Regions from separate parts of the Mus musculus genome. Here regions 1, 2 and 3 are each linked to region 4. The links are chromatin loops, found by intact Hi-C in ENCODE. Cell type or tissue: heart. All regions are shown on one strand. Links, peaks and the distances in the headings refer to the core of each region. The heading gives the core; the rest is flanking DNA. Region 1 holds the start of Mrpl37 (mitochondrial ribosomal protein L37). Region 2 overlaps Mroh7 (maestro heat-like repeat family member 7). Region 3 overlaps Ssbp3 (single-stranded DNA binding protein 3). Region 4 overlaps Tceanc2 (transcription elongation factor A (SII) N-terminal and central domain containing 2).

What was found. A loop is a pair of places that touch in the nucleus more often than their neighbours do. Peaks named below come from ENCODE experiments on the same cell type or tissue, not always from the same donor. Only the 100,000 strongest peaks of a DNase experiment are listed, where the experiment ranks them.
Region 1: it touches region 4 in a loop (3-fold over the local background); 15 of 42 quality-filtered maps call a loop at or near these places.
Region 2: it touches region 4 in a loop (5-fold over the local background); 3 of 42 quality-filtered maps call a loop at or near these places.
Region 3: it touches region 4 in a loop (6-fold over the local background); 12 of 42 quality-filtered maps call a loop at or near these places.

The regions. Positions count from the first base shown.
Region 1 is chr4:107,064,446-107,070,613 of GRCm38, forward strand. Mrpl37 (mitochondrial ribosomal protein L37) reads right to left here and starts at 2,421. Exons shown (of 7, transcript NM_025500.2): 1 at 2,005-2,421; 2 at 142-325; 3 at 1-55. The coding sequence starts at 2,350. It overlaps Cyb5rl (cytochrome b5 reductase-like), which reads left to right and starts at 2,549. Exons shown (of 7, transcript NM_001346552.2): 1 at 2,549-2,600; 2 at 4,167-4,378. The coding sequence starts at 4,178. In heart, for the core only: a CTCF peak has its summit at 2,871; a DNase peak (open chromatin) is centred at 2,466; H3K4me3 peaks cover 2,107 bases; H3K27ac peaks cover 1,448 bases; H3K27me3 peaks cover 740 bases.
Region 2 is chr4:106,705,900-106,712,067 of GRCm38, forward strand. Mroh7 (maestro heat-like repeat family member 7) reads right to left here. Exons shown (of 24, transcript NM_001126487.1): 5 at 5,354-5,437; 6 at 4,059-4,138; 7 at 3,688-3,817; 8 at 2,572-2,667; 9 at 1,852-1,956; 10 at 1,560-1,695. Among named protein-coding and RNA genes, the nearest start is that of Mroh7, 19 kb to the right of the region's middle. In heart, for the core only: a CTCF peak has its summit at 2,740 (motif pointing left); a DNase peak (open chromatin) is centred at 2,752; H3K4me3 peaks cover 399 bases; H3K27ac peaks cover 891 bases; H3K27me3 peaks cover 1,790 bases.
Region 3 is chr4:106,986,095-106,991,094 of GRCm38, forward strand. The region is part of intron 4 of Ssbp3 (single-stranded DNA binding protein 3); the gene reads left to right. Among named protein-coding and RNA genes, the nearest start is that of Gm12786, 39 kb to the right of the region's middle. In heart, for the core only: CTCF peaks have their summits at 2,076 (motif pointing left) and 3,707; DNase peaks (open chromatin) are centred at 667, 1,787 and 2,057; H3K4me3 peaks cover 598 bases; H3K27ac peaks cover 3,201 bases.
Region 4 is chr4:107,161,237-107,167,404 of GRCm38, forward strand. It overlaps Tceanc2 (transcription elongation factor A (SII) N-terminal and central domain containing 2), which reads right to left. Exons shown (of 5, transcript NM_025617.2): 3 at 4,312-4,453. Among named protein-coding and RNA genes, the nearest start is that of Tceanc2, 14 kb to the right of the region's middle. In heart, for the core only: no CTCF peak of the experiment used is centred there; a DNase peak (open chromatin) is centred at 3,175.

The sequences.
Region 1 (6,168 bases), core at 671-5,670, 97 kb before region 4:
GTGCTTGAGAATCTGGGATTTACACAGCTGTATGAGGCTGTCCACAATGAGTGGGCTTGGAGGAAAGAAGAGATATTTGGAGACTTAAAGCAACATATAACTCCCAACACTCCTCAGTTATCTTATCTGGAGGAAACTTACCAGTAAGTCTCTCTCTTGGGGATGTCCTCAGTGGAGTGCCAAAGCCGGGCATGGGAGATGATATCCAAAACACGCTGTTCTTGGTTCTCTATGTGATTAGCTGGATCATCAACAAGACTAAGCACTTTCTTGGGGAGGCCTTCTATTAACTTGGTCTTAGTAAGCCAGAGAGCCTGCTTCATCCCTGTGGGACAACCAAAAGAAGAGAGAGAGAGAGAGAGGAGAGGGGAGGGGAGGGCTCAGGAAGAGATGTTTATGCCTGTCAGGGAGCACCAGAGAAAAGGCTGCCTCAAGGGACTCTGGTTTTGTTTTTGAGATATCTGAAAACCGAAACTTCCAGGTGGTAAGAGCAGAATACGGGGAATGAGTGCTTAAAAACAGGAGGAGTTCAAACCATGCTCAAGACAGCTGAGTTCCCTGCTGACTCCCCACAGAGAAATCAAAGCTGTGAGACTAGTTCAGTGGATACCAGCCCTTCAAATAAAATCCCAGCTCTGTGATGTTTTTCTGCTAGCAATCTCAAGCCATGTTTTATGGCTCTCTAGCACCTAACAAAATATAAAGTATTTAGAGCTGCCATTTACTGAATGTCACCTCCTGTGCCATGAACTTACCTACAAGTTAGATGGGATTCTGACATGAAGGGGGAAACTTGGACAGACTGAGTTTGCTTCAAGTTGCCTATCTTTAAGGTAATACAGGTAAGAGGAGAACCTGAGACTGTCTACCATAAAGTCCACAGTCTCTCTATAACCCCAGTCTGCTTCTCAGGGCCATATCTCACAAGGGTTTATTGGGATTTTATAAGACCTCTCTGTACATTGAGAAAGTGTAGGATAGAAAATACATTTTCAGACTGGTTCAATGAATGCAATCTTAACTTCTGATCTTTTTTCCTAAAGCACGGTTTCTCTGTGTAGCCCTGGCTATCCTGGAACTCACTCAGTAGACCAGGCTGACTTGAACTCACAGAGATCTTCCTGCTTCTGCCTCCTGAGGGCTGGGATTAAAGGCATGCACCACCATCTCCAGGTGCAATCCTAACTTCTGAAACACATCCATCCACTAGGCATTCGTTGTCAGGGTAATGCAAAGGGGTCGTGTCTGTGAGATCCTTCACAGCACCTCCTGAGTTCACAGAAAATGGTTAATGGCCAAAAATATCAGCTTGCAGGCATAGAAGTGGGCCTTTTAGGAGGCTGGCCTATGGCTATCGATTTTTCCAAACTTATGACTGATTCTCTTAATTTGGCTCCAAACCTTGTTGGGTCTCTGTATTTCCTAGTTATCCTTTGGAATCTCTGCTCCCACAGACTTCAGTTGTTTTTGGTTTTAGGATCTTCCCTATCCTCATCCTGATCCTGAGAGGGTTCAACTCTGGAAAACAGTTCCTGACACTCCTCTTAAGAAACAGAATGACTTTGAGACATTGATGTATCTCCCCCGCCTCCCCACAGGGTTTCTCTGTGTAGCCCTGACTGTCTTCGAACTCATTCACTCTGTAGATTAGGCTGGCCTCCAACTCAGGAAAAGGCTCAAGACATTCTGACCTGTTATTAAGTGGGTAGACTTTTGGGTGCAAATCCTTTCTTTGAAAACATATCCCAGGCCTATTTTAACAAAAGACACCCCCAGAAAAGGAGCGTTGTAGACCTGCTTTATTATCACCTCTCCACGCATGGAGACAAATCCCCTCCTCTCTGCACACATTCTCCATTGCTCCCTTTCACAAACACCTTGATCTGACAACTCTTGGAAGCCGGGTGTTACTCTATTCTACTTCCAGAGGAAGAAACTTCCCCAGGCTCGGGGTCACTGCTGAGCCTGGGACAGCGTCTCCTCCCGTTTGTCCTGAGACCTCACCCTCCAGGAGTCGGCAACGCTGGTGGAAGATGTAGCAGGGTTCTTCCTTGTACAGAGTCTGTTCGTGGATCGGGGCGGCACGGTGGAAGCGTGGGTCATTCCAGCCGCGCTCCCACGGCGGGAAGATCGGCCTCGCCAGCCACGGGACGAAGTGCTTCTTGCCCTCGTAGGTAATGGGCTCCAGACCGGGGATCTCGTACACCCTGTCCAGGGGGCGAGGCTCGGGCTTCCGCGTGGAGCGCACGCCCCACTCATACGCCCCACGTTTCGGAGTCCCGTAACCTCCGAGGCCGAGCCTTCCAGAGCCAGCGAGTGCCCGCAGAGCGGGCCCGGACGCCAAGGCCATACCGACTCCGTTTCTACAAAACCTCTACCTGGACGCCGCCATCTTTGCCCGTGCAGGGACTGCTGGGAGCCAAAGGGGCGGAGCGCAATGACGGGTTTTTGCGAATGACAGACACTTCACCCAATCACAATTAGAATATGCTTGCTTTGTCCCCGCCCCTCAGGCAGTTCCCATCCTTATTGGTGGAACCTGGAAGGTGCTCTTTGCTTGGGGTTTCTGAAGTGCCACACGTGAAGAAACTTGCTGGTAGGTAGGTGAGCGCGGTGGTGGAGCTCGCGGCCGGCGCGGAGGAGCGTAGGGACCTCAGATCTGTACTTTGCACGCCTTTGACCCTTAGGCATTTAGAACGTGAGAGGGCCCGGTCTCCTCGCTGTAAAATTAGGAGTTAAAATGCCTTAGCGGGTCCGACGCCTCATGAGTTCTGGAACTGCCATCCTTTCCGCCCTTCTCAGCGTTGCCCACACTTTCCTGGCTGCGGCTTCCCAGAGCCTGCGAGTGGCCCGGGTACCTCTTTCTATGCCAGCTTGGCGGCCGACTGCTGGCACTGCGGCTCGCCCGGCGCCGAACGCGAGTTACTTTTGCTCTGCTGCTGCTAAGTTTTCCGATTCCCGGAGGCGGGTCCAGTGCACTGGCTTCTGGCAGGCTCGCTGCGGGGGTCAGAGTGAGGACTGTGCTAAGTAAGCATCGGGTGGGCATAGGTTGAGGGACCACCGAGTGAGTACATGAGTGCACGACGTGAACGGTGGCAACACACACATGCTTCCTGTCCCTTAGGTCTTTTCTCTTGTTTGACCACTGTCAGAGTTGCATTGTTTAGTGACCGGCCCGTGAACTCTCCCTGGCTTCTAGAGCAGTTGCGTGACACACACTTTAGGTTAACAAATGAATACATAGTAGAACAAATAAGGTGCTTGGTAATGACAAGGGGAACACTTGAGAAGGTCTCTGAGAGGAGATGACCTTTCAGCCAAGGCCTGAAGAGTAGGGATAAGCATCCAGGGCGAGGCTGCAACAGGGATTGTGCCTCCCAGATGGGAAGGAACTTCATCTTTAAAATTGTGCATGAAGTGGCCACCTTGTCTACCAGTTTCCAAAACGACTGAGACAATAGGACTATTTAACCCCCATGAATGCAAAAGAGGCAGAGGACAATATGACTAACACTCAGACTACCCAGCAGTTTACAGTTAAAGCATTTTCATTTGTCTTAGTACATCTCCTTCCCAAATGCTAAGAGTAATTGCCATAAAGAGAGGCACCATTCACTCAGTTATCTGATGCACAGTACAGATGGAGTGACTGGATGAGTATAACACCGTGCTAGGTCTTAACAAGGACAGGGACCGTGTCCTGTGCCTTCTGCCTTACAACACCAAATCCTGTACCCAGCTCCCGGACTATAGAGGGAACGAACACTCACCAGGCCATGGGAGCTTCCTGTATGCCAGGTGTTTGGCAGAATACAGAAAGAGTGAGACACCAACTTCATTCTCACTGGTGGCCCAGCCTCAGAAACACACCAAAGTCAAAGAGCTCCTGCACAGTAGGAGAGGCCTTCTGAATCCAAATTCCCCGCCTCTGCTTAGATTTACACACACACAAAACCCCAATAGTTATAAGCAGTAAGCATGCCCCCAAATGACAGCAGATCCTCTGGTTAAGCCATCCCTGTCCCTATAGCCTGGTGGGCCTTGGGGAGAGTGTGAGAGAGAGAACAGAGTACAACCCCCACATCTTCTTTCTCCCAGGCGGACAGCAAAGAGAGGCCTGGCTTATTCACTTGTGTCCTCCCCCCTCCCACCCCCTATTGCCCAAGCCCCACTGACAATGGCTGAGACGGAGGAGGAGGAGGATTCTGAGGCTTGGCTGCGGTTGAAGCCTGTGGAGCCCTTGCCCTCCCAGTGCTGCGGCAGTGGCTGCTCGCCCTGTGTTTTTGACCTCTACTACCGAGACCTGGAAAGATGGGAAACAGCCCGAGCCAGAAATGACAGGAGCCTGCTGAGTGGGAAGCAACCACCTGAGAGCCAGGTGAGGAGTCCAGAGTGGCCATATCTATCTGGCCCTGCCCCGCCCTGCCCTGCTCAGTGCCCCTGCTATGGGAAGCCTTCCCTGACTAGTCAGTGGTGAGAAAGAAGTCCTTATAATGGAAGCAAATAGATCCAAGGACCTGAAATCAGCCTGTTAGCTATGTGGATATAGTCTAAGTCCCTTAACCTTGTGCCTTTATTTTGCCATCTATAAAATGGACCAAGTTATTTGTAATGTTTAACGCCAAACCTAATGATTATTTCACTCAACAGATATCCATTGAATACCTGTTATACACCAGGCCCTATAAGCCAATGAGGATTTGTGAGTGAGCAAGGCATAGTCCTTGCCCTCAAAAGAGCACACTAACTTGGTACGATACAGACAGGTAAATAGGGCGTGTTGCTGTTACTCTGGAGCCCAATGGCTTTCTCTTCCCTTTCTAAGCCTTCGTTCATTTTACAGTAGTTCTGTTCAGTATGTAGTGGCTCTGTAATCACCTGTGGTAACAGAAAATTACGCGGTATTACAAAATTTGGTAAGTCTTACAAAACAGCTCTTTTTTTCTCTCTCTCTCTCTTTGGATTTTCAAGATAGGATTTCTCTGTATAGCCCCGGCTATCTTGGAACTCCCCTCTGTAGGCTGGCCTCAAACTTAGAAATCCACCTGCCTCTGCCTTCTGAGTGCTGGGATTAAAGGTGTGCGACACCGCCACGCAAAACAGCATATTTCAATCTAATAATTTTATCTTTTAAATTGTAATGAAGTAATAATAATTTACTAATTTCCCTAGTAATTTACATTTTGGAAATGCATACACAAAATTGGGTGTGGTGGCGTACTCTTTTAATCCCAGCACTTAGAAGCTAGAGGCCGGAGAATCAAAGACTCAAAGCCAACCTTGGCCAACTAGGAGTGAGGTCAGTCTGAGCTACATGAGACCCTGTCTCAGAGGCAGGGGGTGAGGAGACAACAGGCAAGCAGGCAAGCTGGGTGGTAGCCGTGGTATTCAGAGAAGGCTTCCCATAGAAGACACAGGGAGGGCTTGGGATGTTAGGGGCAATGAGCATGAATTTGAGTCCCTGCTCACGGTTGACTGTTAGATTTCCACTAGGGACTTCTCAGGCCATGCTCACCTGCTGCAGCCTTTCTCTCTCTACCCTCACAGCTTCTGTGATGGCTGTCAGGTGTCAGGCAGGCTCCATACTGTGACTGTCTGTGACTCTAATTCTCACATCCCCAAAGGAAGTTTACTGAGGATCCTAATCAGGGCTACATATTATGGACGCAGGTTAACTGAGGGATGGACCTTTCTCCCTTCTCCTGCCTCCTGGGAATCAGACAACCTGACTGCCACTGGGTATCATGGCCTACTCATCAGCTACAAGACCTGAGACCTCCCTTTTCTCTCTGAAGCCTGTAAGAGGAACCCCCACTTAGCTTCATGAGCCTGAGCCTTCTTTGGAACTCCCGCCATAATATCTGCCTCTGCTGTTAATAACTCTGTTCTCAGAAGGACAGTCTACCCCAGCATTCCTCCTGAAATCCAAAACCTGAGACGTTTCAGGCCTCAGCGTCCCCATATGTGATACAAGGATGTTAGACTGGATCGTCTCTAAGGCGCCCTCAGTTTTTCAACTCTCTAGCTCTGGAACTGACTAGATCTGAAGGATGAGCAGGTGTTTTGTACAGGGGATACACTATGAACAATAAAGACCTTGAGGTAGGTGTGCAATGACAGGTGGCTTTGGGAGGGGGAATGAAAGCCTAAGGTCTGGTCTCTGGCAAA
Region 2 (6,168 bases), core at 446-5,445, 460 kb before region 4:
GAAGTACAAGGCACTCAGCTCAACCTGAATAGCAGCAGGACAGATCATACTCAAAAATATTAAAAATGACTCCGTGTCCGCCAAATGTGGATTCAATTAATCTGGGTGTCTCACATCTCCAGCCACCATTGGCAGCCTCGCTTTGGACTATACTCTCCCTGTCCTAGGGCTAATCAACATTATAGCCTACCGAAGCTAGAGAGATAGCTCAGTGGTTAAGAGCAGTAACTGTTCTTCCAGAGGTCCTGAGTTCAATTCCCAGCAACCACATGGTGGCTCCTAACCAAATGTAACGGGACCTCTTCTGGTGTGTCTGAAGATCGCTACAGTGTATTTATATACATTAAAAAGACCCGGGCAGTGGTGGCACACACCTTTAACCCCATAATCCCAGCATTTGGGAGGTGGAGGCAGGTGGATTTCTGAGGCCAGCCTGGTCTACTGAGGGCTACACAGAGAAACCCTGTCTCAAATATAACCCCCACCCCCCAAAAAAAGACACACTGTAGCCTACTTTTCACCCACCTGTTTAAAAGACATGCATGCCTCCAGGCCAGTGGAGAAATCTCTTAGGAAACATTGCCCCACATGCTAGCAATGAGAAAGAATAGGGACCCCAGACATATCCCAGAAAGTGGGGGGCACGAAGAGAAGAGAGTTCTATTCGACAAGCACCTATGACATGGGACCCTGAGCTGATCTCTTCCCATGAACTCGTTTGAAGAATACCATTTAATATTTCAAAAAGCACTCAACCATAATCCTGTAACAGATGAGAAAATCTAGAAAAATATACAGAAGAGGTCACTCAAGCTGGGAAAGTCGAGAGCCAAAACCAGGTGTGACATGCAGGCCACTCTGCCTTCAGAGTCAGGAGAAACTAGGAAACCAGCCAAGGTTTCCTGGTTGATATAGAATCGGGACTAAGGAGAAAGAACGGCAGGAGGTTGAAGGCAGCCTGGAAACCATCTCATGAGCTCCCTGAAACCTAACCTCAGGCTGTGCTTTCACTTACAGGCTCCAGACTCTAATGTAGGACCTGGTCTTCATTAGGTCCTATGCATATTCACTGAATAAGACCATATGCCAGCCCATGGCTAGACTCAGAAAGAACAGAGAATCCTGCCTTACCCTCATGGCATTACAGTCTAGTAGGAAAGACAGACAAAGGAAGAAGACATCAGGGCCATCATACCTAGGTGCACATGGTACATTAGAAGGAGAAATCAAGGTTGGAACAATATGGGAAAGCTTAGCCAACTGAAGGACAGCTCCTGTCGTGATAGAGTTGTTGTCTAACAGGGCAGTACATGCCTGTAGTCCCAGTACCTGAGACGCTAAGTCAGGAGGATTAAAAGTCAGGGGCCAGAGCTTAAAAACAAACAAACATGAAAAACAATGGCTAGTTTGTACCTCTGCTCCTGGTTCCATGGAGATAGGAGTTTCCCATCAGCTCCTAATCCCCATCTGACCCATTCTGCCTGCCTCCAACTGCCCAGCCGTACCACCATGCTCCCCTCCCTAGCTGTGCAGTGGCTAGGGACCTGACTTGGGCATACGTTTCTGGAGATCCAGGATGGTGTAGAGGATGGTGATGCCGTCCAGAGCCTCCCGTCCGATCTCCTCATCAGGATCCCCGATTCGAAGAAGGAGCCTCCCCAGCAGAAGACCCAGTGTTGGGAAGCCCGAGGATATCTGTGAGTGTCACAATCACAGGGAGGGAGTCTATAGCTACATAGTGCAGGGCAAGAAGACCTGCCCAGCTGCAGAAGATCAACTGAGAAGTCACCGGAATGCCCCCACCCCCGAACACCCACTAAGAATGGCAGGGTCACACCCAGGAACACTCACTAAGAATGGCAGGGTCACAAGTGTGTGGTTCAACACAGAGACGTTGCTGTTCACAGCCCGAGCCCGCTCGTGGGCCTTCCCAGAGTTCATCCAGGGCCCTAGGGGCTGTGGGGACAAGGGAGAGATTCTGCTACCATTGTCTGCCAGCCCCTGCTGTCTGTGGGTAAGTCAGTAATCTGCAAGAAGCTTCCAGAAGAAGAAAGAAGGCAATTTGCCACCGTCTTCCTTCTCTTCCTGAGGATCAATGACAGGTGGGGTTTGAGCTGAGAAGGGGACTCAGAGCAAAGGAAGGGACGGGGTCAATGAAGAGAGAAGAGACATGGATAACAATGGAGAAAGGGGTGGGGCAAGAGCAGTGGCTGTAGGGGAATTGCAGACAGTGACTCAGGAAGCTGAGATAATAGGATCAAAAGTTCAAGGCAGTGCTGGGCAATTCAGTGTGACTGTGTATACAGATAAACAAGGAAAGAGGGAACAGGACTCTGCTGTGGCTCAGAGGTAGAGGGCTTGCCTCGCAGGTACAAGGGTTTGGGTCCAACCCTCAGCGTCACCAAAACTAAATAACAGCGTAAAATACAACATGGAAGCAGGGCACTGGCTCAGGATGACGCCACTCCTTCAGAGCCCACCTCCCACTTGTATGAAGCCATTTTCCTACTTCCTTCTCCCTTTCCCTGCTTGCCCCGTGTCGTCCCCACCCCCCCACCCCCCACGCCGCACCTCCAGGATGCTCTTCAGCCCAGTAGGAGTGGGGTCTTCAATAAAGAGGGCATTCAGAAGTTTCTGCAAGGAATCCAAGGTCTGGTAGTAAAGGATCTGTGGACAGGAGGACAGAGCTGCTGGGAGCTTGTTAGACACCACCGCCCTCTGCTGGCACGACTTGTAACTACAAGGGGCTGCCAGTTCCTTCCACAGCAAGGATTCTGGCCATGACTTTGGGCCCTCTCAGGCCACCAGCTTGAGAATCCAGAACCCAGACGCTATCTTATCTGTCTGTGTGGCCTCACCCCTACCTATTATACAGCACGCCTGTCAGAGTCCCTGTCCCCCCACCCTCCAGTCTTCAGTCACATCACTTATCATCCTGGCAGTTGGCATGGGTTCTGTACAGGTTCTCTGCCACCCTCTTCCAGGAAACCACGTGCTCCATCCACCCTAGGCCATGTTCCTCATCCCATACTCTTTTTGATACCCCATGGTTTATGCTTGCAGCACTGACTACTGCGGAGATTTTTGGGTACTGGGTTCTTTGATGGCATCCATCTCCTCCACCGTCACACTACTGCGAGACTACCGTAGTGACCTGGAGAGGAACATGGCTAATACCTGCTGAGAGAAAGGGTAGCCGAACAGCTGGACCCCCCCTCTCACTCAACATCCCGCTTGACCCTAGCTCTCCTTGCATCTTATACCTTAGTATCCCCTGCTGTGGTACCTCCAGGAATGATTCTGCAGAGACTTAAAGATGCTCACCAAACCCCCTTTGAGGCTCTGTTCTCCAGGTCTCTGCCCAGTTTCCCCCAGTCTTCTTCCATAGAGCACAGTCCTCAGTACTACCCTCTTATCCTGCCCACTTCCTACGGCCTTACAGCATCTATCTATATCCCTGATACAGGACAGGGCCCTCCTAAGGAAGCCATTACTGCAACAGTTCACCCTTCTGCTGAATAGCTATCAAGTATCTGTTCAGACTGTCGCAGGTGACGTGAGGTGCTCCGGGCCACTCAGCCAAGGAGTAAGGGAGACCATCTATAGAAAGCCCCCACTCACCCCTGAACCTTGTCCCTTCTGAGGATGTCCCCAAACCTAAAGCCGAACCAGGAGGGTCCAGCTCACCTGGATGACTTCGGCCTTGGACTCGTCCTTCTCCTGCATGGCCTGCACGGAGGGCAGTGAGAACACGCTCCGCACACAGGTGTTCACCAGCTCCACCCTCTCCCGCACGCTCAGGATAGGCTTGGTGTGACTGAGAGAGACAGGATGCCAGGTGTGGAGTGAGGGGGGGGGCAGAGGATGCAGCATGGGGAAGGGGACACCTGACTTAGGGAGGGTCACCCGAGATTAGATCCACAGGAGAAGGTGGGGTGTGAGCAACGGGTGTGGAAGTATCAGGGTCCACAGGGAACTGGGCAGGGGGAGAGGGAAAGGCTCGGAGTGGACAGGGGTGTGAGAAGGGGCAGAGTGTGGAAGAGAAAGGACAGGGATACCTCAGCTGTGCCAGGATCTCCATAGCCTGCCGTCGAGCAGGACTCAAAAGGGAATCCAGCGGCTCCTCCTGAATCTGTCTCTGGATGGGGACCATAGAGCCAGTGAGAGCCAGCTTGGGGGCTGACTTCCGGGCTCTGACAGCAGGCCATGCAGGCCCTTGGCCTGGGAACACTCCCCCACTGGGCAGTTAGGAGAGCCAGCTTTCTGCCCAGATCAATGTCAAGCCCTCAGTTCAAGACCACTCTAAACAGTCTATGCCCTGATCTGCGCATTCCATATGGAGAGCACCAGGAGAATAATTCCCATGGTGCCCTTCTGGTGACAGACCACTAAACCATGGAACTGACCCAAGCAAGAAGCGCCAGGCATGGCCTTTGAAAGCTGTCCAATTAAAATTCCCAAATGTCCTAATTTTTTCACTTCATATTTAATACCTACACATAGTAGATGTTCGACTAATGCTAGTGAAAGTTAAATATATCAAAGGACGGGACTTTCGCCATTTTTTGTGTATCATATATGGGCAGATGTGTATGCAAGATGTGTGTGTGTGTGTGTGTGTGTGTGTGTGTGTGTGTGTGTGTGTGTTCATGTGCACATGCAGGGGCCAGAGGTATTATTCAGGAGCTATGAACCTTGGTTTTTGAGGCAAGGGCTCTTGCTAGGATCCAAAGCTGGTCAGTTGGTCTAGTCTGATTGGCCAGAAAGCCTGTATCTGTGTCCTCAACACTGGGATTATGAATGTCACCACGAGTGGTTTTTATGTGTGTTCTGGGGCTCAAACTCAGGAAGTCTTTCTTGTGAGGCAAACGCTGCTGGTTGAGTTAGCTCTGTAACTCCTTTCCCTCTCTTTAAGGATCATAAAACTGACTACAACTATGTAAGCCTCCATGGCTATTGGGGCCCAGTCTCCTCCTAATGAGTAACTAAGAGGAGACTGTTTTAGGGAACCCTCTGAAGTTGCCCATCAAGAGGGCTTTCTGCATGGAGAGGTGAGAGAATGGGTTCATGATAACCGTTCTCTGCTGCAATGAACTAGCCACTGGGTTAAGTCCTCCCACAGGCAAAGATGCGGGCATAAACGCACCCATTTGTAAGATGGCAAGAGTGGGGCTCAGAGAAGGGCAACAACTTGTCCATACTCCCTCTTGTCGGGTGTGAGCAGCGAGAGGTGGACAGAACTGAGCCTCAAATCTGAAGTGCCTGCCTCCTGTTCCTGTCCTCTTCCCAACTCACCCAGCTGTCACCCTCAGAACTCCACCCCAGTCCCACAGGCCCGCCTACAGCTCTTTACCATCATCATCTTCACGGTTGCCTCCTTTTCTTCTTTCATTTCCACCATTTCCTGATTCTTCTGGTAAGTAATGATGTTCGCTACCTTCAGGCCAGTGGGAAGCAGAGCCACTCGGTGAGACCACCATTGAGTTCTGCCCTCCCCTTAGGCAGCATAATGCAGCACCCTCTAGCCACCCAACACCTACAGCCCACGGAGGTAGCTCTTCCCCAACCACCCAACCCTGGCATTGGCCCATGTCTAGGTTTGGTTTCCCGTTGCATGCCTTTAATCCCAGCACTTTGGAGGCAGAGGCAGGCAGATCTCTGTGAGTTGAGCTCAGCTTGGTCTACATAGTGAGTTTCAGGACAGCCAGAGCTACAAGGAGACCCTACATAGTGGTGGAGAAGTCACAGAATAGAAGCTTTAGACTAGTGGTCACATGACATTCATAGTCAAGGAGCAGAGAGCAAAGAATGCATGTAGTCAGGCGCTCAGCTCGCTTTTTCCATTCTTGGGGCAGTTCAGGATCTCTTGCCTAGGGAATGAAACTACCCACAGTGGGTGGGGATTTATGACTCAACTGATAATATCAAGATAATCCCTCACAGACATGCATGTGACCTAGGCAATCTCTCTTTGAAACTTTCTTTCCTTGTGATTCTTGATTATATCAAACTGACAATTAAAACTATCACAGCCCAAGAAAAGGGACATGTTTCTTCAAGGAGTGTTTGGGTGGATAAAGGTTGGTGGAAACTCTTGATGGTCAGGTGGGAAGGATGGCCCCTGCAGTCTGCATTTGGAGGAGCAGGTATGAAGGGCTATAAAGCACC
Region 3 (5,000 bases), core at 1-5,000, 180 kb before region 4:
TCATCAGGGAGACCTGGCTACTGGCTCCAGCTCAGTTCCTTGTTGCCTGTCTGCCTTGGTTCCCTCTGTCTCCCATCTCAGCCACTTGGTTGCCTCCTAGGTCTAAAAGTAAAGGCCCTCCCACTCCCTGCTCTGGAGTTTCGGAAAGCCCAGCTCTCTGAACCTAAGCAGCATCCACTCCAGACACAGGGCAGAGGTGATGTTTGCAGAGGGAGGGCTGCCTAAGACCTCACACTTTACACTTTCCATGTGAGGCCTTGGACATTGACTCCAGGGCACAGGCATACGGTTGAGTGCGGTGTGTCCCTTGCTCCCTCCCGGGTTCTAGCTGAAGATAGGAAGGCCAGAGGCAGAACAGCCGACCGGATTCTCAGGCTTTAGAGGAGCGTCCTGGGGCTGTGCTCCCAGCTGCCTCCCATTGTGCTGGAGCCACGCGGTACAGCCCCCTCCCCCAGATCTTCCTCTGGAGAATAAACCATCAGCAGGATTGATTACCCTGCAGGTCCCTAGGCCGCTGTCTCTGGCCTGCATCTGGAGCTGATTTCTGTGGCTTGTAGACCCATTGTCTTGGATGGCTCATTTCCACAAATCAGAGTTGGCTCCACTGCCCTAACCCTAGTGTGACCCCAGATGCATGTTTGTTCGTCCAGTGAACACTTCCTGCTTGAGGAGGGGGGAAAGGCTGAAGTGCACATGAGTGGCTCCAGAGCCACCTCCCTGCTCTGATGCAGACAGGATGTTCCTTCCCATCCCAGCCCCTCCCTAGCCTCCCACCTAGGCCTGCCTTTCTGAAGTAGATTCAAGGAGGATGCATATTTTCAGGAAGTTGGATCCATCACCTGGCACCAGAGGGGAGACTCACAGTCTAATAGCTCCCACAGGGTGTAGTGTTATAAGGCTCTGTGTCTCCCACAACAAGGTGGGAGCTACAAGCAGCCCCTGGCATGGGCTAGGAGGTTTGAACTAAGTCAAAGGCGGCAGCAGCTTATTGGCGAAAGTTTCTAGCACTGTGAGGATCAGTTGTCAGTGGGGCTTCCTTGCACACAGAGGGACTCACTGAGATGTGTCACTATGCAGGGGTCTAGGGGGACTGGACACATGCTCCATGTTAGCCCCTTTAGCCCCTGCTCTGGGCTGGGGGATTTCATGACCTTAAGTTTGTCCCTTCCTTTTTTTTTTTTTTTTTTGGTTTTCGAGACAGGGTTTCTCATTTCTCTGTATAGCCCTGGCTGTCCTGGAACTCACTTTGTAGACCAGGCTGGCCTCGAACTCAGAAATCCACCTGCCTCTGCCTCTCGAATGCTGGGATTAAAAGCATGCGCCACCACACCCAGCAAATTTGTCCCTTCTTGTCACAGTTTTTGTTTGTTTGTATGGTTGGGTTGTTGGTTGGTTGTGTGTATGGTTGGTTGGTTGGTTGTTGGTTGGGCTGGTAAGATACAAAGCTCTCAGGATCTACCTGTCTGTACTCTCCAGTGCTATAGTAGGGCACAGGTGGCCATGCCCAGCTTTTTGTGTGTGTCTTCATGCTTACACAGCACGTGTTCTTACCCACCAAGTTGCCTTACTGGTACGGCTTGTGTGCTGACAGGAATTTAGCTTGTCCTCCACTTGAAGACCTTAGAACTTGACTACAATGTGGGCTCCGGGTGCAGAAGGCCTGTTCCTTCAGTGCAGTGAGTGGCCTCTCTTTGCCTCTCTTCCCAATGGTGATGGAGGATAGAAGCCAGGATGGCTCAGCCCTGTGGCTGGCTGACTCACTTCTGATTAGGGACCTGTGTGGCCAGCGGCTTCCTGCCATTGTTTCCACAAGCTCTTTGCAAGCTCCTCTGTCTTTACAAGCTAAGCTCCACAACAGGTCCTGCGAGTTAGGGAGTCCCAAGAGCACACCAGCACCCAGGGTTCTTCAGGAGCTGCCTCTGGCATTTTGGGCTCATCCTTTCTGGCTTTTGTTCAGGAAAAGAGAGCCCTTTCCGTGGGCATTTGAGCTGCCGTGTGTCGCATGTAGCCTGGTCCTATCTCAGACTCTGGAGCTTGGTGGCTGCCCATGATCAGACCTTCACTTTGCTGCCCCCTTCTGGGACAACCAGCTCTCTACTCAGGGACCGCCTTTGCCTGACCTTCCTCACCCCAGGAAGCAGTATGTCCAGCTGCAGAATTCTTATTGCTTGAGAGCCCCAGAGAAATGGCACTAGGGGTGTATCCCTTCTGCATACTCCTTCCAAGAATGAGGACACATGATGCTTCCTGTAGGTGCCATCACCCCCATCCTCAAATCCAGACCCAAGGGCAGGCAGGCAGGCTTATCCTACCTATCCACCAAAACCTTTCTCCTTGGTGAGACCCATAAGTCGGCCTCTTAGAGCAGGGTGGGTCACTGGCTTGTCATGTGGTGTAGGATACCACCTACAGTTGTTTAGTAGCCCAGCAGCAAAAATGCAGGAACCTATAAAATAGTGGAGGGAAGGAGGAGAGGGAAGGGGAGTGAAAAGGCAGAGCCAGAACTGCAGACCTTCAGAGTCACCCCTTGTGAACCCGACCCAGCAGACCTGCTTCCCACCCGGCTTCTTCCCTCCCTGTGGTCTGGATCCACCCGGCCTTGTAGATTGCATCAGGGAGCCACTTACCCCCATTAAAACTGGGAGGGCCAGGGAGGGAGGAAATGGGCTAGGGTGTGTTGGGAATGTTTTAGCTAATGCAGGGAGTGCTTTTTAAAAGGCAGGTAGAATTTTTTCTTTATAGATCAATTAAAAACCCTTCTTAAAATTAGCCTCTGGGAAGGTGTGTCAGTGGGCTCTTGTTTTCTTATGTCCCACACTCTGCACATCCTCCCTGACAGAAAACCTTAAAATTTTTCTTTCAGAGGTGACCAGTGTTTTTAAATGCCAGGTGATGACCAAGGGAGAGGGACCTTTGACTAGGGTTAAAGTACTGTCCTGGGAGGGTGCGTAGACTCCCTGTGACTCCTCTGGGCCATACAGCTGGCGGGCAGCAGCAGGCACGAAGAGGAACATCTCACCAGAGCCAGGCAGATGGTGTTCACCTGCTCGGGACACACTCCCTGGTCCGGGGCCCTTGGAGTTGCTGAGATAATAACAGACAGCTGCCAGCCCTGGACCTAGATCTGCGGGCATTCAAAGGCATACAAGGTGCAGGGAGACAGAGCCTGCCCAGGCCTCCCCACCCGCCAGGCCCTGCTTTTGTTTGAGAGTTGTGAGCCCCTCCTTTCCCGCACCAACATCCGAGCAACAAGAGCGCTTTAATGGAGGACAGTTCTGTTTTGGAAACGACAAGAAAGCTCCTTGTCAAGTGTGACCTGGCCTTTCCTTTGTCTTGCCTCCCTTCTTTGTGTGTGTCTCCAATGGGTTTTGTTCCAAGGGGCAAAGGAGCTGGACATGGATTTGGTGTGTTCCTGCGGTTTTTCTTTCTGTTTTCTTTTTTGGCAGCAGCTAAAGCTTTTGGTTATTTCTGAGTACAGGACAATTGGGGAGTTGGGGATTCAAGACCACTCCAGTGTCTTTGAGTTACTGAGTGGTGTCAGCAACAGCGAGTGGCAGAGAAGCCAACTTTCTGACCGCCTGGAGATCTCTCAGCTCATTGTATATGTGCGTAAGGACAAAAAATTTCTCATGGCCTTCAGTCCATAGGGGCATTTGCCCAAATATCCTCAGAAGGCAAGGCTAGCTGTTTCAGCCAGCACTCTGCCCTCTAGCTGTGCTCAGGAGGAACTGGTATTGCTTGGTTACCGTGTTAGCCTCCTCCACTGCCAAATAGGTCTGTGCTGGCCAAGGTTATCTGGACCTGGCTCCATCCAGTGTGGGCACTGTGACCAGTGATATTGGGGGGTGCTGAGAGGCAAAATTGGATGTTACTTCCCCCAGGGCAGGACTCAGGCCTGACTCCTTCAGGCTAAGACTCAGGGCAGCTTAGTAGAGGAGTGGTGTTAATAAGATTACAGAATCAGCTTGATCATCTTAAATGCCCCAGCCAGAGCGCTCGATTGTGTACCTGTGCTGGCACCTCTGAGGTGTCCTCAGTTGAGTCACAGGAGCTTGTTCTGTGTGTGCCCCTTAGGGCTTGTCAGAAGAGCAGTATAATTTAGTTGTGGTGATGGCTCAGTCCAGCATTTCATCTCTCTCTCTCTCTCTCTCTCTCTCTCTCTCTAATTATCCCAAGCTAGTGATATTTGTCTTGCATGAACCTCCAGACAGAAATTGTCTTTTATTACACGTTTTTTAAAGACTAGGGTTTTTTTTCTTTTTTAAAGGTTTATTATTTTTATGAGCATTGGTGTTCTCTTCCTCAATGGCTTCGAGGGCACAGAGCCTCAGGAGCCAGAGTTACAGACCACTGTGAGCTGCCATGTGGATGCTGGGATTTGAACTTGGGTTCTCTGGAAGAACAGCCAATGTTCTTAACCACACAGCCATCTCTCTAGCCCCAAAGAGTAGTCTTAAATGGGTATCTCTCAGTCCAGCTCTCTAGGGCCACATAGTAAGACCCTGTCTGCAAAACACACAACAAAACAAAACTGCAACTTAAACAAATCTCTGACTTACTAGAAATCAAAACCCCTTCTACTCTTCTTTTTATTTTAATTATTGATGAATGTCTCTGGTGAGACTTTTGACTTTTTTTTTGGATTGAGTTGAGCTTGAAAATGTCATCTAATGTATTTTTACAAATACAGGAAGAATGAGACAGACAGACAGACATACACACACACACCACACACACCACACCACACATGTGTGCAAGCCTGTACGCAGTATGATCTGATGACAGTCAGTAGGCCTAGGTGTCAGCTGGGGAGCGGCAGGAATGCTGTTTGATCTTTGCTTTTTGGAGCCCCAGGGTTGAAGGTAAGGGCAGAAAAGATAGGTACAGAATAGCAGCAGCAGTCCTCAAGATGTCAGGGTCCCGGCCCTCGCTCCTCTTATAGCTTGCCTCCCCACTTATCTCTGGTGACCTAGGTAAGAGTAAAAATGGCTGGTGTGTTT
Region 4 (6,168 bases), core at 514-5,513:
CGACGCTGGCCATAAAGTCCAGACGCGGCTGACTGTACAGCTGTCTGATTTCTTCCCAGGCAGGCCCACCTAGACCTGCTGCTGCCACCCTCCCCAGCCATTCATGCTCTAGTGCGCTGTTTCGGGACTTCAGGTTTTCCCTTCCTTCCTCAGGCCTCGGCCTGAAACGAACAGGAGCTCATTCCGACCTACGGAAAGCACGTGTCTGTGAAAACCCTTCCCACTCCACGGAGAGAGAAGAGTGCCGTTGCACCCCCACGGGCTCCAGTGCTCGGCCTGACTTGCGTCTTTTCAAAGGTCAACTGTAAGTATACAGTCACATGCTTCCTTTCTAAGCAAGACCTGAGGATCTTACCAACACAGACCAGGCATCACTCTCTGGCATTCAGCATAAGGCGCAAGTTAAGGTCCTTGATATGTGTCAAGTGAGTGAATTATTCCAAGGCCCTTGCTGATTGTCACACTGCTCATTAGTTTAACAGAGACCTCGCCCTGTAAGCTTCCTACGATGCTAACTCCTCCCACTCGACTGGATCCTTCTCATTAGTGTTCAACATCCCTTAAAACCCTGTTCCCATCCATTTCCTTCCTCTTCCTCTTTCTCTTCCTGTCACTCCTTCTCCTTCTCAGAAGCATTTTTCTTTTCTGCGCCCCTCCTTTGCTCCTCAAGCTCCTGCCCCCAACCTTGCTTCTGAGACTGTACTAAAATTACTAATCACTTTTTTTATAACCTATTCCATTTTTAGACTAAGCTTATTTGACACAGTGATAACCTCAGATATGACTGACCGTACCTCCCTCAAAACCCTGCCTCTTTCCTTTAATTCCAATGACAACATTCTCTTCTGTTTCTCAGTATGGTCCTCTAAACCCCTTAAATATATCTGAGTGCATCAGAATTTTGGACTTGGCTCCTTGTTTTCCTTACAGTTACCCTGCAAAGGCTTATCTATTTCTGTCTCCTCACTACCTATATGTTAATAATAATAAATAATTCCCACTGAAATGGTTATAATCTTTTTCTTTAGTTTCAGCTTTATCCATCCAATACCTTTTCTGTTTGGTTTGTTTTGTCTTGTGAAACAGGGTTTCTCTGTGTAGCCCTGGCTGCCCTTGACTAACAGATTTCCTAGACTCTTCCTCCTGACTGCTGGGATTAAAGGCTGCATCCAATATCTTTTTGGACATTTCCTCTGGGATGTTCTATGGTTCTAGAGGAAATAGGAAATATGAAAAAATGAAAATGGCTTTGAAATAAAGAGCTCTGGAGTTCCAGGACAGCCAGGGCTGTCTTGAAAGACAAAAAAAAAAAAAAAAAAGAAATAACGAGCTCATGAATGAGTTAGAATCAGCAGAAGAGAGAATTGGTAGTTTGGAAGAAATTACCTAGAATGCCAAGAGAGACAACAGGATAAAGACTATGGCATAGAACTATGAAGAACAGGGTTAGCACCGTTCTTCCTGTAGGCTCTCAGGAGGGACTAGAGAAGAGAGAATGGGGATAAGCCAGGAGTGGCAGCTCAGGCCTGTGACCCCAGCACTTGAGAATCTGAGGTAAGACAATCACAAGTTTGAGGCCAGCTTGGATACATAGTGAGTTTCAGGCCAAGCTGGAGTACACAATGAAACTCAGTTTCATAAAAACCAACCAAAGAAACAAACAAACAATAAATTTTGGCTTCTGTATCGGTTGTTGTTTTATTTTCTTGTTCTTTTTGTATCTCTGGCTCTGGGGACTTCAGCTGCTGTGAGGCGCAGCCATAATGACAGGTCTATGTGACAAGGAACTAAGGGCCTTCTCTGAGCAAGCCTCTAAAGTGTGCCTCTAGGAAGGCCCTCGGATGACTGAAGCTCTAAGCAACAGTCCGATAACAAGCTTTTCAAAGACAAGGAGGGGTGGGGTACGCCTCTGATCACAGTTTTTAGGAGATGGAGATAAGAGAATCACTAACTGTAAGAGCCCCTACCACATCACACCAAACCAAACCCACTCTGAGCCGGAACCACTCCAATACACTGGCTCCTGAATTGCTGACCATCAGGGAAACTATGAGAAACAATACTTAAGCAGCTACATTTTAGGGAAGTTTTATATAGTAATAGATAACTAATATATTGTCAGATTGCTTATGAAAAGCCGTCTCCATCTGGTTCAGACCGTCTCTCAGCTGCATTTCTTGCCATACTCTCTGGCATATTACATTTTAAATACACCTAACAACTCAGAGCTCTTGGAACACGACCATGTTCTCTCCCGCACCTCCAGCCTCCACTCAGCTTCCAGGACGCATCCTCTGCCTGACACATTCCTCAACACGCTCTTCCCTGCTTCCACACACTTGGCTAACTTCTCCCCATCGTCAGAGCACTGTCTTATTAAACTGCCTACGTTTCCGTCAGATGTAAAGCTCCAGAAAGAAGGGAGCAATTCCTGTCTCCCTTATACCCCATAGCTCCCAGCACACAGAAGACACTCCGTAGATACTTGGTGCTTACATCCCACAAGGTAGGGAGGCAGGAAGGCTAAAAGTTGAAGCATAAACATTCTCAGGAAGTGATCCAAATAAGCTTTTTATCTGATATAACTGTAAAGGAACCAAGAACCCTCAGCAGTCCATGCAATTTCAAGTTTAAGGAAGGCTCAATAAGGTCAGGGTTCAAAAGTTGGACGGGTTCCAATTCCTGCTAAGTCAAACCTCTTGGTAGTTCTATTCCGGCCCTTAGCTGTATTCTCTAGATACCTGACACACCCATTCTTGAAAACACTCACCATACTCGGCGGTCAAACAAATGGTTTTTCAAAATCCTCCCCTGTTCCATCTTTTAGGACAATCCTAGCTTATTATGTTGAGATTTAAGATCTGATCACATATGGCATCTGTGGTATATGTCTAAACAGGATCACATACATACATATATGCATCAATAAACACATCACAAAATATTAAACACTAGTACCCTCTACTGGTGGAAAGACCTTACAGGCTCATGTGAATGGTCACATTGCCCTCTAGCGTCCACAACCTATAAAGACAGCAAATCCTGCAGCAGATGGGTAGCATCTCCTTGGCTATAATGATAGGGTTTTATATTCTTTAAGCATCTAATTTCCTCAGATTCTGGTTTATATTACAGGGGTGCAACTCTAAGACTCTTGGGGGCTCCCTGGGGACTCTGTAAAGCTCTTCCCAGCTGTTAGTGACAGGGTGATGCTGCTCAGAGGTCAAGGGGAGGCAGAGGAGGCGATGGCTGCACTGGGGAGGGCAGGAGCAGCAGCTGTGAAGGACTGCCCTGGACTCCCCGGGGAGCTGAGAGCAGCTCGAGGAACACATGTTGTTCTTCCCGTGCATATTATCCACAGTTGTGTGCTGTACTAAAACGGCAACTCAACGCACTCCCTCCCTCACCTCTGAAATCTCTCCAAAGCTATAATAAATGACATGGTGGCAAATGTTGCTATCGTTTTGTTTTATAAACAAGGCTTCGCCAGTTATTGCCACTGATGGCAGATTAAGCTGAGTTTCTTTCAGGATTTAACTGAATCACCACCTCCTCTATGAAGCCTTTCTGAAGTCCCCAGATTGTAGTGACTGCCCTATCCTTTCCGATTGCATGCAGACTCTCCAGATCCAGTGGACAGAGGGTCACATGTGCTTATTTATAGCTACAGTGGGGTACCACTGCTGTATGTCTACACCACCGCCTCTCTACCAAACCCTCAGCTCCTCAAGGTCACAACCAAGTCTTAATCATTTTGCACAGTCAGCATCAAGCACACTCCAAATGTTACCTGTATGTAGTCTATATGGTAAGCACAGATATTGGACATATGCTTTTAAAACCTTATATAATAATAGTTATCTTATGCTAGCAACTCCGCTAACTCTAATCAAAAGGTGGGAGAGATATAGTAAGGTGGCCTGACAACTTGAGTTAGATCCCAGGACTCACATGTTGGAGGGGAAGAACAAACATCCACTAACGTGTGCTCTGACTGCCATGTGCACATTGTGGCAAACACACACCCAAGCCCATCCCCAACACACAAGAAAATGAAAGCAGAAAGTTTAAAAGATTGAGGACTGTGTTTTGTGTACTTCACTTCAGTTTAAAAATTGTTTTTACTATATATTACTATATTTTACATATGTCACTATTTTTTACTATAAATCCCCAGCCTGAGGCTAGTACAGTGTTCTAAACAACGGTCCCCTCCAGCAAGTGTGGAAAGCACAGATGGGTCAGGTAACTCATGGTGTACAGGAAGAAGGGAGACACTCTGGAAGTACATCTCAGAGGCCAGGAGCATACCTATCCTTGTGGATCTCAACACCTCCCTCGAGGGCATTTTCTTCTTTAATTCTTGTAAGGCAGCAACTAGGTTTTCTTTGGTTTGATCAGGAAGCTCCAACATAGTTTTCCATCTTTTTATGTCTTCTATAACCACAACTCTCTGCAAAAAAGAACAGTTATTTGGAAAATGGAACCCTTTCATTAGAAAGACATCTGCCTCCACCTGAGCTAATGGCTCTCCTATTGACATATGAATTATTGATTATGACCTGAACCAAAGCAGTGTGTCTGATGGCCCCAAATGAGGGGTAATTGCTTAGAGGCAGGCCTGCTTACTGCAGATCTGGGGAGTTGCATCTATTAGGAAAAGTGCAACTTTTCATCTCACCGTGCCGGGCACCATGGCACATCCCCCATGAGAGGTGAAACAGGAGAGAGGAATGAAAACGGTGAGTGCTAAGGCGGATCACCCTCACAGCTCACTCAAGTGTCCTAATTTATGCACAGAGCAGAGAAGCCATAAAGCCATGCTTACTTCAACAGTAAAAAAAAATTACACGAACAGTTCCCCACTTCCCAGAGGAGAAAACTCAACTTTTTTTTTTTTCCTGAGAGAAAGAAAACTTCTTTTTAAAAAAATTTCAAACACACAAAAAGGTACAGAGAGTAAACCACTACTTAATGAGATTATAATTTTACCATTCCTCATAAAATAAAGCATTATGAAATTTAAGTCCCTTTACACCCTCCGCAAACACACCTCCCTCCATCCTTCCCAGAAGCTGCCGCCTTAAGGCTGATCCTCACGCTTCCATTCAACGCTAGGGATCAGGAACATGGGGGAAGAAGATGGGAAAGCTTCTATACTGTTATGTGATTTTTCTGTAATTTTGATATAGTTAAACTAAGGACTTCTTAGTAAACAAAATTGGCAGACAAAAAGTAAAAAAGTAAAGTAGCTTTCATAATTGAAAATTAAATATCTTCGAGCCGGGCATGATGGCACACCCCTTTAATCTCAGCACCCAGGAGGCAGAGGCAGGCAGATCTCTGAGTTCGAGGCCAGCCTGGTCTACAGAGTGAGTTCCAGGACAGCCAGGGATACACAGAGAAACTATGTCTCAAAAAACCAAAAGAAGGAAAAGAAAACAAAGACAGGAAGAAGGAAGGAAGGAAGGAAGGGAACAAAAGAAAGAAAGAAACAAACAAACATCTTATCTTGGATGTCTATTACCCTGGGAGAGGGCAGCCGAAGGTCAGGAAGGACCTAGAAGCTTTGAGGGCTCTGGTAGTGTTTATCTTGATGTTCACATCATGGACGTTCCTCACCACACTTGGCACGTGTACAGTGTTTCACATAAAATTGCAATATAGCCATGCCATAAAGATAATCCCCATTAAAACGTTATCTCCTTCCCTTGGGGGAGAACATGGGGTCTGCTTCTAGCTTAGAAGCCAAGGGTGAAATGACGGTTCACCTGTACCCTATCTCCAGGCTCCCAGCCTGCTAGCATTAGTTTTGCTTTCTGGGTTCAATGCTAGGAGGGGAGCAAAGAAAAGATTTGATGTCACCATGGTTTGGGTGTCTCTGAACTGGAGGGCGTTTTTAAAGATGACTCTTCCCTGATAGGATGACTTCTGCAGGTCCCTGGAAGGCTCTCTGCTGAGAACTTACCTGAAGCAACTATTATTATTGGTGATGATTCTTGTAGCTGTCACTTCACACACACACACACACACACACACACACACACACACACACACACACACACACACACACACACACACAAATAAGAGCAGGGAGGAGACCTACAGGAAAGGTGAGCAAGATAGAGTAATAGAATACATGTGACATGAGAACAGAAGGGTTTTTTT